Linked DNA regions of Homo sapiens: regions 1 and 2 are each linked to region 3. Evidence: chromatin contacts called from ENCODE Hi-C or POLR2A ChIA-PET data. All regions are on one chromosome and are shown on one strand. Each heading gives the region's core, a stretch centred on a gene start or an enhancer-like site at or near the end of the contact. The rest is flanking DNA. Distances are from core to core; before and after follow the strand shown.

Evidence for each region. A loop is a pair of places that touch in the nucleus more often than their neighbours do. ChIA-PET counts read pairs that join two places held with the same protein, here RNA polymerase II (POLR2A). Pooled maps may share reads with other maps.
Region 1: a pooled map shows a loop between it and region 3 (3-fold over the local background). The contact joins the enhancer-like site here to the promoter of MTFMT in region 3. A Hi-C loop is called at or near these places in 1 of 168 maps with a recorded cell type or tissue (GM12878), 4 of 37 single-sample maps with no recorded cell type and 9 of 50 pooled maps. POLR2A ChIA-PET finds 5 or more read pairs at or near these places in 5 of 52 experiments (OCI-LY7, activated B cell, activated CD4-positive, alpha-beta T cell and 2 more).
Region 2: a loop to region 3 is called in a pooled map of ovary, with 2.0 times the contacts of the local background. The contact joins the enhancer-like site here to the promoter of MTFMT in region 3. A Hi-C loop is called at or near these places in 4 of 50 pooled maps. POLR2A ChIA-PET finds 5 or more read pairs at or near these places in 4 of 52 experiments (BJ, Caco-2, WTC11 and 1 more).

What each region holds. Positions count from the first base shown.
Region 1 is chr15:64,882,590-64,886,350 of GRCh38, reverse strand. No RefSeq gene overlaps it. Among named protein-coding and RNA genes, the nearest start is that of ANKDD1A, 27 kb to the left of the region's middle. RefSeq lists an enhancer at 2,074-2,293. Within about 2 kb of position 2,195, at least 28 of the 41 ENCODE cell types and tissues checked have a DNase peak (open chromatin) inside an H3K27ac peak, as active enhancers do; they include GM12878, where a contact is called at or near this core.
Region 2 is chr15:65,160,853-65,164,791 of GRCh38, reverse strand. It overlaps CLPX (caseinolytic mitochondrial matrix peptidase chaperone subunit X), which reads left to right. Exons shown (of 14, transcript NM_006660.5): 5 at 604-763; 6 at 2,147-2,188. Among named protein-coding and RNA genes, the nearest start is that of CLPX, 23 kb to the left of the region's middle. Within about 2 kb of position 1,636, at least 2 of the 41 ENCODE cell types and tissues checked have a DNase peak (open chromatin) inside an H3K27ac peak, as active enhancers do.
Region 3 is chr15:65,028,185-65,032,039 of GRCh38, reverse strand. MTFMT (mitochondrial methionyl-tRNA formyltransferase) reads left to right here and starts at 2,401. Exons shown (of 9, transcript NM_139242.4): 1 at 2,401-2,635. The coding sequence starts at 2,427. RefSeq lists silencers at 2,249-2,438, 2,689-2,988.

The DNA.
Region 1 (3,761 bases), core at 946-3,445, 150 kb after region 3:
ATTTTTTTTTTTTGAGACAAAGTCTCACTCTTGTCCCCCAGGCTAGAGTGCAATGGCACAATCTCAGCTCACTGCAACCTCCACCTCCAGGGTTCAAGCGATTCTCCTGTCTCAGCCTCCCCAGTAGCTGGGATTACAGGCACCTGCCACCATGCCCAGCTAATTTTTGTATTTTTAGTAGAGGCGGGGTTTCACCATGTTGGCCAGGCTGGTCTCAAACTCCTGACCTCGCGATCCACCCGCCTCGCCCTCCCAAAGTGCTGGGATTACAGTCGTGAGGCACCACGCCCGGCCAACATGCAGCTTTTAAGTTAAACAATGTATATGCCTTTTCTGGGGGAAGACTTTTCAACTGAGGAGCTGTGGGTTGCTCACTGTCCAGGGATGTCACAGAGTTGAATTTTATGCAATTAAGTGAAATAATCAGATCAGCACTCAACTTTCTGATGTGACTGGAAAATTGTCTTTAAAAAATCAAAATCTTTTTTTTTTTTTTTTTTTTTTGAGACAGAGCCTTGCTCTGTCACACCCAGGCTGGAGTCCAGTGGCGCAATCTTGGCTCACTGCAACCTCCACCTCCCCTGTTCAAGCAATTCTCCTGCCTCAGCCTCCCGAGTAGCCGGGACTACAGGCGCATGCACCACAATGCTCGGCTAATTTTTGTATTTTTAGTAGAAATGGGGTTTCACAATGTTGGCCAGGCTGGTCTCGAACTCCCGACCTCAGGTGATCCACCCGCCTCAGCCTCCCAAAGTGCTGGGATTACAGGCACGAGCCACTGTGCCCGGCTTTTTTTTGTTATTTTTTTGTTTTTGAGGCAGGGTCTCATGTCACCCAGCAGACTGGAGTGCAGTGGCACAATCATGGCCCACTGCAGCCTCAACCTCCTGGGCTCAAGGCAATCCTCTAACCCCAGTCCCCTGAGTAGCTGGGACTACAAGTGCATGCCACTATGCCTGGCTAATTTTTTATAATTTTTGGAGAGATGAGGTTTTGCCATGTTGCCCAGGCTGGTCTGAAACTCCTGGGCTAAAGTGATCCACCTGCTTTGGCCTCCCAAAGTGCTGGGATTATAGGAGTGAGCCACCGCACCCGGCCAAAATCCACATTTTTAAAATGTGGATATATCCTAAAATACTGCAGGGAAGACCTAGATCAGGGGTTCTTAACCTCTTTTGTGTGTGCCATGGCCTCCTTTGTCATCTGGTAAAAACTTGCAGACCCCTTCTCAGAATAATGTTCTGAAATGCACAAAATAAACTAGCATAGGCTTACAAAGAAAACCAGTTGTATTAAAATGTAGTCATCAAACAATTAAAAAAAATTTTTCGACATAGTACTAGATAGTGCTTCCTAATTAATGCCTGAAGATCAAGAGCTAATAATAGGTCCAATAACTGCTGTAATTTTGAAATAGTGATGAGTATAAACCATATTTTGAAATATCTTCAAAAACCGTTATATGATTTGAAAATATTTGTAATTGCTAGTGACATCATCACGAGTCCTGCTAATACTGCTGTGGTTTGTTGCCTACATTCATCGTTGAAGAGAATGCTAAAATTCAGGTAGAAATTAGTGAAAATAAAGATATATATTTTTTCTCTTCCAAATTTTTAGACTCCTTGAACTCTATCCTTTGATCTTTCGGGTTCCCTTAGATGCCAGATTAAGAACTCTTGTTCTAGTTCTATCTTATATTTTATAGCATGTATATGTAATTATATCCAACAATTACAACAAATACCACAATGCAAATGTATCCAGATTTTGTGGTTTTCAAAATCTGATTAAATTTACCAATAAATAAAGTGCCTGGCAGGTAGTAGGTCTCGATAAAGGGGTGTCTCTCTGCCCAGGGCCTGGGACTCCTGCTGTAGTTGCGCTGCTCATTCTTCTAGGGACGCCCACAGCCTGCTTGGCACTGGGCCAGGCCTTTCCCCACTGTTAGCAGCTTTTATGCCCCGATGCCACACTGCTGCCACTTGGCAGGTGAGAAATCACATTAGGTTTGGGGATATTTTGACTGCCCCTCAACCCTGGGAGGAGGGTGGCTTCATAGCCCAGCCTTGAAGAGCCCCAGGCTCTTTCCCCTAGGGCCCCAAGCTGCCTGCATCCCGGGAATCCCCTGGAAGCCCTTTGCGCCTGCTTCCCCTCTTGACTCATCTGAGGTCGGATGAGGAGCAGTCATGAGCCGCGTGACAAGGTCAGTGCTGACAGGCTCACAAGATGCCCTGAGCGCCTCCCAGGAGAGCTGGCAGGTCCTCAGAGCAGACAGGGCAGACAGATCCTAGAGGAGAAGTCCACTCCAGCCCCTCAGGCTTCAGAACAGGGCCGGAACAGAATTCAGGTTCTGGCTCCCAGAGCTCATCCTCCACCTCTCCCTGCTTCCAGGCTACCCTTTCCCCTGCCCAGATCCTCGATTCCCTGGGGAGTCCTGCTCCCCTCTAGCCAAGCTCTGCCATCCACCTCTTTCTTCAGAGCCTTTCCACCTCATCATCTGCCTTCTTATCAAAATCTGCCTGTTTTGTGTCCCATCAGCATCTGCTCCCAAGGCAACTCCCAGTTATCAGGGGTACATGCAATGTGGAGTAGAAAGACCTGTATTCAAGTGTGGGCTCTGATTGGCAGAGGAATTCCTCTGCCTCTCAGGGCCTCACTCAGTGTCCTCATCTATTCCATGGACACATTTAAATTGCTGCCCTAACTTTCATAGTTGTTATGAGGAGCAAACCCATTTTTCGCTGTGAAATCACTTTATAAACTGTAAAGCACTTTCATAGCTGTGATTTGGGACTCATGGCTGGCAAGTTGTTTGGCGTTTCACAATTATCAAGATCCCTCTGGGGAAATGATACAAAGGAATGGTTTTAGTGGTGGAGTTTCCAGCAGATAGGGAGATCCGTATAGCCAGAGGGCCCTGCCACATATTCCTACCTCCTCCCCTAAACCATGTCCCAAGACGTGGCCTTATAGGCAGTCTCGTCTTGAACATGCTGAGAGTTTGAAATGACCCCTCTGAACCTAACACAGGAAATTGACTGGGGAAGTGTTGGGGTTCATGCAGACTTGCTTCTGCTTTAGATGTGATTCACCCAGTTTGTCTTAGCCACAATTGTGGAGTCAGTCAAGAGAATGGTAGGAGGATGAAACATCTGTTTCTGAGGAAGAAAGCAAGCTAGGACAGGTAGATAGCCCACTGCAGGGGCAGAGCCTGTGGCTCACAGAGGGGCATTTTCGTTTTTTTTTTGTTTTTTTTTTTTGAGATAGGGTCTCACTCTGTCACCTAGGCTGGAGTGCAGTGGCATGATCTCGGCTCACTGCAACCTCTGCCTCCTGGGTTCAAGCAATTCTCATGCCTCAGCCTCCTGAGTAGCTGGGATCACAGTCACGTGCCACCACGCCCAGCTCATTTTTTTTGTACTTTTAGTAGAGACGGGGTTTCACCATGTTGGCCAGGCTGTTCTCCAACTCCTGACCTCAAGTGATCCACCCATCTTGGCCTCCCAAAGTGCTGGGATTACAGGTGTGAGCCACCGCGACTGGACATGGGAAGGCATTTTCAAACGCTTGCTTGGCTTGGGAGCCTGGAGTGTGACCTGCCAGAATCCTGCAGGGTTTAGCACCAGAAGGCTTGGATTCCATACCGCGCTCTGCCACACCCAAACTGTGTGCCCATGGGAGGTCACTGGCTGTCTGTGGGCCTAGGTTTTCTGTCTGTTACAGCTCTGCAGTAATTCCCAACTCAACAGGGTCTTATG
Region 2 (3,939 bases), core at 387-2,886, 130 kb before region 3:
GAAAAAAATATATTTTTAGAAAATAAAAAAAAATAAGAATACAGTTTTTAGAGTCTCAGATAAATGAGTAGCTTTAAAGTTAATGTCTGAGAAAAAATTAAATTTACTAAAACACATAGATACTGATAGTATAATGGCTTTTGATTATGTAATGCCTGTTTCTGAAAAGAGTAGTTTTATAATGTTATCTTTGTGAAGAATGTTATTCATTTGATTGACAGGTATGGATTTATTTTAATGATTTACATTAATGTTGATACTTTTAGACCATGGTGGCATGTGTATGTATTCTAAGTTACTTTAAATTTAATTTGTTATCAAAAAATAAAGATTGATAGCATTGTTTATAGAATAGAAATTAGCACAACACTAGTAGAGTACAGTGATACTTTGTTAAGCTAGAGAACAAATGAATTGTGTTTTTGTTCATTTAGTGTTCAGGGCCTCTGAATCATTGCTATATAATGTATTGTCATTTTGTTTTTAATGAGAGTCTTTGTTCAGATTTAAAACTGTAAGCAAATATGCTTAGTAAATAACTTTTTAATGTGTGTGCTCTTATAATAGCTCATATTAAATTATTCATACCTAATCATTTTTCAGATTTATAACTACCTCGACAAGTATGTTGTTGGCCAGTCATTTGCTAAGAAGGTGCTTTCAGTTGCTGTGTACAATCATTATAAGAGAATATATAATAATATCCCAGCTAATCTGAGACAGCAAGCAGAGGTTGAGAAGCAGACATCATTAACACCAAGAGGTAGCGTTTTTGATAATTGACCTAAATAGAGATTGCTATGCTTAAAAGTAATCTTTATTTGTAACTCCTCACTTTCTTCTTAAAATGTTTTTTATATAGTGTGGCATTTTTCAAAGTGCAGGTTATTCCCCATTAGTGTGTTATGAAATCATTTGCCAACAGCATTTTTTAAAAATTTGATAGATATGAATAGAAAATAACAGAATACATTAACTTACAGTTAAGGTAAATATTATTTCTTAGGCCTGGCATGGTGGCTTATGCCGGTAATCCCAGCACGTTTGGAGGCCGAGGCGGGGGGATCACTTGAGGTCAGGAGTTCGAGACCTGCCTGGCCAGCATGGGAAACTCCGTCTCTACTAAAAATACAAAAATTAGCCAGGTGGGGTGGCACATGGCTGTAGTCATTATACAGTATACTGTATAATCTCAATTTACTATGGACAATAATGTATATTAATAGAATGATTTATTAAAAACAATTATGCATAGAGTAAATATGAATATTTAATTTTTTGTTTTGTTGGCCAGACAGCCCCAATTTCTGATTTAGGCCTATATTCCATCATTTTAGATTCTTTTAGTTATCACTGTACAGTGTGAAGGAGTTCTGCTAAGTACTTAAATTTATAAGTCTACATTATCTTTGATTGCCTTTAGTAGCAACTAAATGTATAATTTATTTCAATGAAGACACTTGTTCACTTGCTGAACTTACATCACATAACTGCAAAATAGGTATGTGATGGTATCAGTTATTTTTAGAAAGTATAAGTCATAACTAACGGATGACTTGGAACCTTTTTCTTTTTTTCAAGACAAGGTCTCTCTCTGTCACCCAGGCTGGATTGCGACTCACTGCAGCCTCAACTTCCCAGGCTCCAGTGATCCTCCCACCTCAGTCTCCCAAGCAATCCATCTGCCTCAGCCTCCCAAAGTGCTGGGATTAATAGGCGTGAACTCTTGCGCCTGGCCTGAAATCTTCATTTTTATAAGGTCCAAATAGCACTGATAGTTATGGAGCAAAACTTTTTTGTTTTCCTCGGTAATAAATAGATATTTAAGCTATTCTAAGTGCTGGAGGAGCAAATGGTTATAATATTTATAGCATGAGGGGCTTAAACTCTTATTAAAGACTTATGTTATTATACCCTTACAATAGATATCAATTATATATTTGACAAATGTGAATATTAGCAACTGGACAGCGGTCTTTATGCATGGTTTTGTTTTAATATAGAAAAGATATAGCATATATGAAAAGCTGAAAAATGTTAATGAACAAATCCTTTAAATATATTTGAAAGAGGACAGGAGGTGGGATACTCATTGTTTGTTCCCCCAAGGTAAACAAATATGTAATATTTTCATCCTCTTTCTTAGAGTTAGAAATAAGAAGACGGGAGGATGAGTACAGATTTACAAGTAAGTGACTTCAGGTCCTCCTCTGTAATCATTCTTCCTTTTGACATTTATTTCAGTGAAGTGTTTCAGCAGTAACAGTGATAGACATGTATGTATTTGCTTGTGTATTACCAAGAAAGATACGTATTATCTAAATGTGTTTATCCTACATGGTATATATAACTTTGGAATAGTTTTTCATAGCTAATTTGTGTCGTTTCCATATGTTGGGTTATTTTTTATTTTTTCTATCAAACTACAATTAGAGTTGGCCTGCTTCTTGTGGGTCACAGGAATTTGGGGGAGGCAGATTATTTTCTAGCTACTCTTTGCCAGAAAGCACACTGTTTTTTGGTTTTTTTTGTATTTATGAAACTTACAGTCTTACAAATTATGAGTAAGTCTTAATTCACTGTTTCCAGCCCCAGATTGCCCCTACAAGCATCAGATGGTCCGATGGAGGGTGTGGAAGGACTTGATAGACCAAGGAGAGTGGCCTTTCTGTTGTGTTCCACCTATTCCTTTGGAGGTGGATATAGTTAGTTGCTGCATTGAGGGTGGAGGTTCCAGGGGTGTCATAGAAAGATTCACATGGCCTTTTGTTTTAGTAATTGAAATAAAGAAAATTAGCTAAGTTTGATGTTTTTACATTTGCCTTTGAACCAAGTAGTATTATATATCCACTATTTGAAGTGTACTATATATAGGATGAGCCATGAGAATATAACTTGTGTACCAACTTGGGCATGACATTTATCACATGTAATAAAATTACATTATCCCCAGTTATTTTTAAATTTATAGAAATACTGATTATACCATGCGTGGTAAAATTAAGAAATACAGTAAGTGCAATAGAATTAGATTGTATATAAGAATGTAAAATCTAAATAATAACCTTTAGGTATATATGTAATTTATTTCATAATAAAAAAATATATTCAGATATGCAGTCAATACCATACTCATAAATTGTGTTGACAGCTAGTTAACCTATACTAAATTAGTAAAGAAAGTCTGTAGTGCATATTTTGAAAGACATGTCATGTAATATATGTAGTGATTTAATGTTATTTAAATGTTAACAAGTAACAGTATTTAAGAACTTATGTAAAAGATTGACTTAGAAACAAATATTTCAAAAGCTTAAATTTATTGTCATGTGCAGTTTTGTTGTGTTTTACATGGGATTTTAAGTTCTAAAGTTAGGTTGTTAACTAACACTGGCTGGGGGTGTTAGACCCTAACACTGGTCTAGGGTTTTAGACCAAAATCATGTACAATAAGATTAATTCTTATAAGTCCCTTTGGAAGTCAAATTTTAGAGACCAACATACAGCTTTTAGGAGGACTGACACAATTGGCTTTTTTTCTCCATCTTTGGAATATAATGTTGTTTTTTAAGTTGAGCACCAGATGAAATACTTTGTTTGCGTTTAAGGGCTGTGTTGTGTGAATAATTAAACACTAGGGAAATGGTAATAATAATACCAGATTCTTCTGTAACACTTATAAAACTATCTGCCAGGTATTGTTCTAAGTGTTTTGCATATATTCATTTAATCTCCCCTAAACCCATGAGACAGAAACTATTATTTTTATCTCCATTTTAGAAGTAAGAAAACTGAAACACAGAAATTTTAAGTAATTTGTCCGTGGCCACACAGCTGGTGAGCTCTGTGCAGCTAACTACTACACTAGCCTGCTTGCTCATGGTCCTCATTTTAGAGAGCTGTGCTTACACAGTGAGAGATGCACAAACAGGGACTAAC
Region 3 (3,855 bases), core at 1,152-3,651:
GCATAAACACAGGTACCAAGGTTTACACTTTAGGCAGCAGCCAAATTCTAAGGTGAAAACCAGTTGACTATTTGCATTGTATTTCTAGGTCATGTTGTATGGGAAAAGACCAGTCTTCGAATATTAGAATCACATTCTGCTCACCCTAAGAGAGGATACTGGAACAGAACTTGATCAAGGGAATAGAGGGTTTGGGGTCCCATCTCACTCTCCTTCTCATATGTGATCAGATAAGCAAAATTACTGGAATATCTTCCTCTTTGCTTCTCTTTTCTGTTCAAAACACATGTGAATTTCTCAATGTCTATGCATACATTAGACAACCTTCCTCAGTAATACCAAACTACATGAGAAATGGGGGTCCCTACAGAGTATTAAGGGGGCACATGGGCTAAGCACGGTGGCTCATGCCTGTAATCCCAGCACTTTGGGAGGCCAAAGCAGGTGGATCACCTGAGGTCAGGAGTTCGAGACCAGCCTGCCCAACACGGCAAAACCCCATCTCTACTAAAAATACAAAAAATTAGCCAGACGTGGTGGCAGGCGCCTGTAATCACAGCTACTCAGGAGGCTGAGGCAGCAGAATCGCTTGCACAGGGGAGGTGGAGGGTGCAGTGAGCCAAGATCACACCACTGCACTCCAGCCTGGGTGACAGAGTGAGACTCTGTCTCAAAAACAAAAACAAAAACAACAGCAACAACAAAAAAAAACAGGGGCACATGGAGAAAGACAAGAAATCTAAGGAGGCAAGAGCTTGAAGCTTCAGGGCGAATGTCTGAACTTCGTGTTGAAGAATGGATACCATTTAGAGATGAAGAGATGTGGGAAGGCAGTCTAGGAAGGGAGCATGAGCAAAGGCACAGGAGCAGGGATGTGCAGAGCTCATAATTTAGGAAAAAGGACTGGTCCAGGGTCACTGGGTTTAAGACTGTGTGATGGGAAAAGGTGGTGAGACGGCAGGGCGCAGTGGCTCATGCCTGTAATCCTAGCACTTTGGGGGGCCAAGGCAGGCAGATCACCTGAGGTCAGGAGTTCAAGACCAGCCTGGTCAACATAGTGAATCCCATCTCTACTAAAAATACAAAAATTAGCTAGGTGTAGTGGCGCATGTCCCAGCTACTTGGGAGGCTGAGGCAGGAGAATCGCCTGAACCTGGGAAGCAGCGGTTGCAGTGAGCCAAGATCGCCCGCCACTGCCCTCCAGCCTGAAAAACAGAGCGAGACTCCATCTCAAAAAAAAAAAAAAAAAAAAAAAAAATGGTGGTGAGAATAAGATTAGAACAAAATTCGGTTTCAGTCTCTGCTCAGATCCTGTTTCATGGATGTCTGACTCCACTCAAGGAGGCTTTGGGGATACAGAATCTAAGCACTAACGGTCCTCGGAGGTCTTCTGGGGATAAGGTTCCCTGTCCATTTCCCTAGGAATCACCTCTATGGTATCCTTCTGTGTGCAAAGGAACCCACAGGGGAGGAGTAAAGATGGAGCCTTCGATTCAAGAAAGTAACTGCAGACAAGTAACTAAGGCTCAGTTTCCTCAGGTGCAAAATGTGGGTAATTGACTTGCCTAATACATAGGATCGCTGAGAAGGCCCAACGGCTAGGATTACAAGCGTTGGAATTACAAGAGTCCCACCTCTGCTCTGTCCTTTACTAGCTGTGTGGACCTTATACACTGGTAAGTCCTTAATTTCACGGAGCTTCAGTTTCTCTTCAGTAACATATTTGTAATAGTATCTACCTCCTAAGGTTGATCTGATGATTAACCAGAATAATGAATATAAAATGCTTAGCAAAAACGTGGCACGGAGTGAAGTACTCAGCAAATATTGGTTATAATGGTTGAGGAAATGACATGCACTATATACATGAGGTTTCATTGTCTGAAAACATGCACGATTTGTTACCAAAAGACTTATCCTGGGCCGGCGCAGTGGCTCACGCCTGTAACCCCAGCACTTGGGGAGGCCAAGGCAGGAGGATTGCTTGAGACCTGGGCAACATAGTGAGATACTCTCTCTACAAAAAATCAGCCCAGCATGGTGATGTGTGCCTGTACCCCAGCTACTCCGGAGGCTGAGGTGGGAGGATCCCTTGAGCCCAGGAGCAGTGAGGTTGCAGTAAGCAGAGATCGCGCCACAGCACTCCAGCCTGCGCGACAGAGCAAGACCCTTTCTGAAATAAATAAATAAATAAATAAATAAATAAATAAAGCGATTTTAAAAAGAAAAGAAAGACTTATTCTGGAGGATTGGCTACATAGTGCAAATAAACAGAACAAAAATCTAGGGCCGCTGTAGCGGGCAAATTCGTTCACCAACTCCAACCAGACCCCGCCTCCAAGCAGGCAAGCCCCGCCCTCCCCAGGCTGCACCCTTGTCCCCGCCCCGATGCGCCTGCGCAGGGCCGGCCGCCGGCGGCCGAGGCGATGAGGGTGTTGGTGCGGCGCTGTTGGGGTCCTCCGCTGGCTCATGGCGCCAGGCGTGGGAGGCCGAGTCCCCAGTGGCGAGCACTGGCCCGACTCGGCTGGGAGGACTGCCGGGACTCCAGAGTCCGCGAGAAGCCTCCCTGGCGGGTGCTCTTCTTCGGCACGGACCAGTTCGCCCGCGAGGCGCTGCGGGCGCTGCACGCCGCCAGGTACCCGGGCCAGGGATCCGGGGACCCGGCCGCTGAAGGCCTCCAGGCCGCGCCCGGGCGGCCGGCCCCGAGGGTTTTGGACTTCTGGTTGCGGAAAGCATGGGCGGCAGAGCGGTGTGGGCCCAGATCTCGGCGTCTTCTGGCTCCCAGAAGGTGCGCCATTCCCGCCGGTCAGCCTTTGGGCGCCTAGTACCTGCGGTCTGCGCCCCTCACTCCCCGCCGCCTCTGTGGGTTCTCCAGGCGCCCTGCCACCCACGCTGTGCCGAGCTGGGGCTGGGCGCTCTGCCTGCATCCCCCGGGCCAGTCCCACGGCCTCCCTGCCCGTTTTGAGTGTGGGGAATCCGTGGCTCAGAGAGGTTATGCGATTGCCCAAGGTCATCAGCCGAGGTGGTTCGGACTAAAACCAGGTCCCACTTCAAAGTTCCCTGCTTTGCAGTTCCTCCTGACCCCCATCCTTCGGCACACCCGTGTCTCGCTCTTTTGCTCCCCCTGTGCTCCTTGTATACAAGGACATAGTCCAAAAACGACCTGTTTTCAAAAGAATAAATTTATAAATCAGAACTGTTAGGTATACATTTAGTATTCATAATATTTAACAAGTTTTGTTTACTGGGAAAGAAAATTATTTGAAATCCAACCAGTCCTGAGAGTCCATGGTATGTGGTGGCAATACCGTATATACTTCTCTGCCTCTTTTTCCCAATTAATGTTTTTTATTTCCCCATTCTGTTTTTTTCTGACGCAGTCCTCCTTCCACTTTTTTTGGTCATCTCCATCTCCTTTTCCCTACAGATACTTCACAGCAGCCCCTCATGTATTGAATCCTTCGTCAATCCCCTGTGTGGTTTTCCTTCCTCCACACACCCCTCTGTGCACACACCCGGAAGGAAACCCCATGTTCCCTTTGCACACCCTTCATGGGCTGCTGTTGTCACATGCGTCTCTCACTGCATTTATACATTTATACCAACACTTTTTTTGTTTGTTTCTGAGGCGAGGTCTCGCGCTGTCCCCCAGGCTGGAGTGCAGTGGCCGGCTCATAGCTCACTGCAGCCTCGACCTCAAAGATCAAGCAATCATCCCATCTCAGCTTCCAGAGTAGCTAGGACTACGGGCGTGCACCACCACGCCTGATTTTTAAATTTTTTGTAGAGGCGGGTTTTCACCATGTTGCCCAGGCTTATCTCAAACTCCTGGGATCAAGTGATCCTCTCACCTTG